2 separate regions of the Homo sapiens genome follow, and region 1 is linked to region 2. Evidence: read pairs that join two places in POLR2A ChIA-PET (ENCODE). Cell type or tissue: PC-9. All regions are shown on one strand. Each heading gives the region's core, and the rest is flanking DNA. Links, peaks and the distances in the headings are about the cores only. Region 1 overlaps MED1 (mediator complex subunit 1). Region 2 has its middle 23 kb from the start of STAC2.

Region 1 (2,910 bases), core at 188-2,687, 170 kb after region 2:
GCGCTTCTGACTTAAGATTTTTAAAATTAACTATGGTTAGCTAGAACAGCCAAAATTTACAGCAAAGCTTCTAATAGCCAACTGTCTTTGAAAATCATCAGCATTTACGCCGGGTGCCATGGCTCACGCCTGTAATCCCAGCACTTTGGGAGGCCTAGGAGGGTGGATCACGAGGTCAGGAGTTCGAGACCAGCCTGGCCATGATGGTGAAACCCCATCTCTACTAAAAAAAATTTAAACAATTAGCCAGAGGCTGACGCAGGAGAATCGCTTGAACCTGGGAGGCGGAGGTTGCAGTGGGCCAAGATCATGCCACTGCACTCCAGCCTGGGGAACAGAGTGAGACTCCGTCTCAAAAAAAAAAAAAAAAAAAAAAAAATTCATCAGCATTCCAGAATCCTGAGAGAAAAAAGAGCTAAACCTTCTTAAAGCTGTAAGATTAAGTTCTCCAAACAATGGGGAGAGAAAACATACTCAGAACTAAACCTGGGAAGCACTCTCCTAACAACCTAAAATTTAACCTAAAACTGGCCAAGCACGGTGGCACCTATTATCCCAGCACCTTGGGAGGCCTAGTCAAGAGGATCGCTTCAGCCCAGGAGTTACAGACGAACATGGGCAACATAGAGAGACCCTGTCTCTACAGAAAAAATTAGCCAGGCTTGGTGGTACATGCCTATAGCCCCACCTACTTGGGAGGCTAAGGCAGGAGGATCGCTTGAGCCAAGGAGGTAGAGGCAGCAGAAAGCTGTTATCATGCCACTGTGGTTCAGTCTGGGCAACAGAGTGAGACCCTGTCTCAAAAAAAAAAAAGCCTCTCTCACTACAGCATTCCAAGTTCTACCTTATGTATATCTGCTACAGGGTACAGCCCCTAAAATACCCAGTTACATTACTATGTTCAGAAAAAGAGTTAAGAACATTGCAAAAAGCAGTGGTCTCCAAATGCTAGTCTACAGACTGGTTCCATCAAAATGATTTGTGGAGTTTAGATTCCCAACTCTTCCCACTGAGATTATCATTCAGTTCATCTTCGTGTGGAAACACAGCATCTGTGATTTTTTTTTTTTTTTTGAGAGGGAGTCTCATTCTGTCACCCACACTGGAGTACAGTGGCATGATCTAAGCTCAGTGCAACCTCCGCCTCCTGGGTTCAAGTGATTCTCCTGCCTAAGACTCCCAAGTAGCTGGGACTACAGGTGTATACCACCACACCCAGCTAATTTTTGTATTTTTAGTAGAGACTGGGTTTCACTAGTTGGCCAGGATGGTCTCAATCTCTTGACCTTGTGATCTGCCCACCTCGGCCTCCCAAAGTGCTGGGATTACAGGCACAAACCACTGCACTCAGCCTGGTGTTTTGTTTTTGATTCAGGGTCTTACTGTGTTACCCAGGTTGGAGTGCAGTGGTGCAATCTGAGCTCACTGCAATCTCTGCCTCCCAGGCTCAAGCGACAATCCTCCTGCCTCAGGATCCCGAGTAGCTGGGACCACAGGCGCACACCACCACAACTGGCTACTTTTTTCTAGAGATGGGGTTTTGCCATGTTCCTCAGACCGATCTCAAATCATGGGCTCAAGTGATTTGCCCACCTTGGCCTCCCAAAGTGCTGGGATTACAGGCGTGAGCCACCACACCTGGCCATCATCTGTAGTGTTAAAAGCTCCACATGTTTGAATTTTTTTTTTTTTTTGAGACAGAGTCTTGCTCTGTCACCCAGGCTGGAGTGCAATGGCATGATCTAAGCTCACTGCAACCCCCGCCTCCCGGGTTCAAGCGATTCTCCTTCCTCAGCCTCCCAAGTAGGTGGGACTACAGTCGTGCACCACCACGTGCAGCTAATTTGCTTGATTTTTATGCCAAATATGAAAAAAAAAAAACTTTTTTTAAGTTCTACAGGTGATTCTGATGGGCCACCAATTAAAGAACCACTGGAGAAGTAAGTTTCCATCTTCCAGTAAGCATATCAAAGGAAAGGCAGTACCTTCTTTCAGAATAGTTCTTTTGACACAGCTTCCAATGAGGGTGTTATAGGCCACTTGGTGTCTGATCAGATTTAGGATAAGAGGAACTCGGCCAGGGTGCTGAAAGGTGATTTTGCTAACAAGGGTTCCCTGTAGACTTCGGCCATCTGGAAGAGGAGCATCCTTGTTGAGGAAATAGCAGTGCTGCTGACCAGGAAGAGCCTGGGCAAAAAGAACAGTTAACGAGTGCTATTTAGTTACCTATTGTATTCCAACCACAAAGTATCCTGAAAAAACCTACTACTCAAAAAAGTGCAGAAAAGTCTCCACAGTGAATGTTTTCATCAGCTGATATTATAAATGTCAATCAATTACTAATTAGGCTGAAAAGATGTCTTTTTAGTAAATGCACTATGCTAGTGATTTCCTAACCTAGCTAACATAAAAACTACCTCAGAAATCTGTATTAAAGAGGTTCCTAAACCATAAATGCAAAATCTCTTTTTTTTTTTTTTTTTTTTGAGACAGAGTCTCCCTCTGTTGCCCAGGCTGGAGTGCAGTGGTGCGATCTCGGCTCACTGCAAGCTCCGCCTCCCGAGTTCATGCCATTCTCCTGCCTCAGCCTCCTGAGTAGCTGCGACTATAGGCACCCGCCACCACGCCCGGCTAATTTTTTTTGTATTTTTAGTAGAGACAGTGTTTCACTGTGTTAGCCAGGATTGTCTCCATCTCCTGACTTCGTGATCCACCCACCTGGGCCTCCCAAAGTGCTGGGATTACAGGAATAAACAACCACGCCCGGCTGCAAATTCTCTATTTTTAATAAAACACCTATATAATAATAATGCAGCCAGAATTTGGTAACCACTACTTTAGTCTATTGTAAAAGATTCAGATAAATACAAGTCCAGATGAGGTTTTGGAACGTTCCCTTATTATTATTAT
Region 2 (2,910 bases), core at 91-2,590:
CCAAAGTGCTGGGATTACAGGCATGAGCCACCACACCCAGCCAACTTTTCCCTCTTTACTTCTCCTCCCCCCACCCCATAGCCATCTTCCTGGCACCCCTGGTTTCCTGTGGGCACATCTCTGGACTCCCTTCCCCTGCTGACCCCTGCCTCTGTGTTGCCCATGCCCCCAGACTTTTATCAAGAGATCTCTCTGGATGAACTCAGTGCTGTAGAGCTGATGGGGAAACTGGCTGAGCTCTGGCCATCCCAGCCAATCAGATCCATCACCTTTTCCACCAGGGCACCGGGGGCATCTTCATTCTCCTCAGTGACCAGATAAAGGGCAGCCATTTCCTGTCGCAAATCCCCACGGAGGCCTCGCTAACACTTCTGCCTCAGATTAAGCTTTCTTTTCCATGGCATGGCTTGTTCTCTTTGGCTCCAATAACAAAATTGCCTTTGTGCCCGCTTCACTCTTACAGGTGGTCCAGAATTTTAAGGACGAATCATACTTTGTGGCTGTGGTGAAAAAAGGGATTTTAGAGGCAGAGGAGTGTGCCTGGCTGGCCCTATAAAGGGGGATAAGAGTGTGCTGAGCATATATTCCGTCTCCTAAATGAGACTAAAAGGCTCTTTGGGGGCCAGGCGCAGTGGCTCATGCCTGTAATCCCAGCACTTTGGGAGGCTGAGGCAGGTGGATCACTTGAGGACAGGAATTCAAAACCAGCCTGGCCAACATGGCAAAACCCCATCTCTATAAAAAATACAAAAAACTACCCGGGCGTGCTGGCACGTGCCCGTGGTCCCAGCTACTTGGGAGGCTGAGGCAGGAGAATCCCTTGAACCCAGGAGGCAGAGGTTGCAGTGAACCGAGATTGCCCCACTGCACTCCAGCCTGGGTGACAGAGCGAGTCTGTCTCAAACGTCTCAAAAACAAACAAACAAACAAAAAACCTCTTTGAAGGGGATTAAGGGGATGTGTCCCAATTAACTAGCAAACACCTGTGAATGCCAGCTTTGTGTCAAGGGGAGAGGGATTTGTATAGCTAAAAGATATTTATTGCTTAGGAAAAACATGACTGAATAAATGCATCCTCATTAAATAAAAAATGCTCCAGTTTCTGTTGTCAGGGAGTTTATTAGAGGGAAAGGTAAGGCCCCCACTTTTCTCCACCTGCCCCTGGCATGATACAAGGCAGAAGGGCAGGTGCTTCCTGGACATCATCTGGCATAGGGCACCTCTGACTAGTCTGCTTGGCATCTGGTTATTCAGATGTTTGCCTTCCACCCCTCCACATGCCAGAGCTGGTCAGCTTGGCTTATGTACACAAGGGGGTAGGAAGAGGTAGATGTGAAGTCGGGTTTTAAGACACGTGTGGCCGGGCGTGGTGGCTCACACCTGTAACCCCAGCACTTTGGGAGGCCGAGGTGGGCAGATCATGAGGTCAGGAGTTCAAGACCAGCCTGGCCAAAATGGTGGAACCCCATCTCTACTAAAAATACAAAAATTAGCCAGGCGTGGTGGCGGGCACTTGTAATCCCAGCTCCTCGGGAGGCTGAGGCAGGAGAATCGCTGGAACCCGGGAGGTGGAGGTTGCAGTGAACTATCGTGCTACTGCACTCCAGCCTGGGTGACGAGCGAAACTTCACCTCAAAAAAAGAAATAAAACAAAAAAACACTTGGGTGTGCCAGACGCATTGTAGGCTGCTTGGAGGGTGAGGACCTGACTGGTCCTGCTGGTGCCTTTTTACTGCTTTCGGTGCAGAATCCAGATGGCTACTACTTGGTTCTGACCTAGGCCAGGGGAACTCCACTGCTCAAGAGACTGATAGCTTGTCTTCACCAGAAACCTTGTTAAAACACTTGGCTGACTCAACAGGCTCCAGGTGAGCCAAAGTATCTTGCATCTCACCCCGAGAGGAGGCAAGTAGCCTCCAGCTTCACTTTTCTTTCTGGTCAGCAGCAATGGCTGTTGGAAGTCTTCCTTACCCATTCGTTCTTCTGAGCTGGCCAAGTTTATGAGGCAAAAAAAAAAAAAAAAAAACTGGCAATGTGGAAAGAGCTTTTGCCATGAGCAGTGTTGGCTGGTGATCACTGAGAGTGTTAATTCATTTAAAAATTTTAAGCCCTTTTTAAATTAAAAGTTAATTTTTAAAAGGTATATACACTTAATGTGTTGTCCAATGTGTTGAACATTTAATGTGGTGTTCAGTTTTCTTGGCTTTATTGTCCCCAAGGGGAAATGTCTTCTGCTTAAACTATAAACTAGGGCAAAGGATGGGGTCTGGAACAAGGGAATAAATCAATCCAGCTGGATCTTTTTTTCACAATTAGTTTGGGCAAAACTAATTACTAAAGCCTCCAAAAGACCATTCAATATTCAAATCACTGTACCTACTAAAAAACTCAGTTCTAAGAGATTTAGGAAATACTATAGCTATTATCTAGAATTGAGGCTATGGGGCTTTTAGAAAAAAAAATTTAGACATATTGTTTCCTTAGTTTTAAGAGATGAGGTCTCTGTTGTCCAGACTGGTCTTGAACTCTTGGTGTCAAGTGATCCTTCCATCTAAACTCTCAGTAGCTGGGATTATAGGTGTGCACCACTGTGCTTGACTTTTTTTTTTTTTTTACCTTAAATTTTATTAATCTTTCCCTAAAGTCATAAATTTAATTTTTTTTTTTTTTTTGAGATGGGAGTCTTGCTCTGATGCCCAGAGGTAGAGTGCAATGGTGCAATCAATCTGGGCTCACTGCAACCTCCACCTCTAGGATTCAAGCAATTCTCCTGCCTCAGCTTCCCGCATAGCTGGGATTACATGCTTGCACCACCACGCCCAGCTAATTTTTGCATTTTTGGTAGAGATGAGTTTCATCACGTTGGCCAGGCTGGTCTCAAACTCCTGACATCGTGATCCGCCTGCCTCA

The links. ChIA-PET counts read pairs that join two places held together with the same protein. Peaks named below come from ENCODE experiments on the same cell type or tissue, not always from the same donor. Only the 100,000 strongest peaks of a DNase experiment are listed, where the experiment ranks them.
Region 1: POLR2A ChIA-PET joins it to region 2 with 14 read pairs; 7 of 35 experiments call an interaction of 5 or more read pairs at or near these places.

The regions. Positions count from the first base shown.
Region 1 is chr17:39,417,732-39,420,641 of GRCh38, forward strand. MED1 (mediator complex subunit 1) reads right to left here. Exons shown (of 17, transcript NM_004774.4): 14 at 1,986-2,187. Among named protein-coding and RNA genes, the nearest start is that of FBXL20, 18 kb to the left of the region's middle. In PC-9, for the core only: no CTCF peak of the experiment used is centred there; no DNase peak of the experiment used is centred there.
Region 2 is chr17:39,247,303-39,250,212 of GRCh38, forward strand. No RefSeq gene overlaps it. Among named protein-coding and RNA genes, the nearest start is that of STAC2, 23 kb to the left of the region's middle. In PC-9, for the core only: no CTCF peak of the experiment used is centred there; a DNase peak (open chromatin) is centred at 1,249.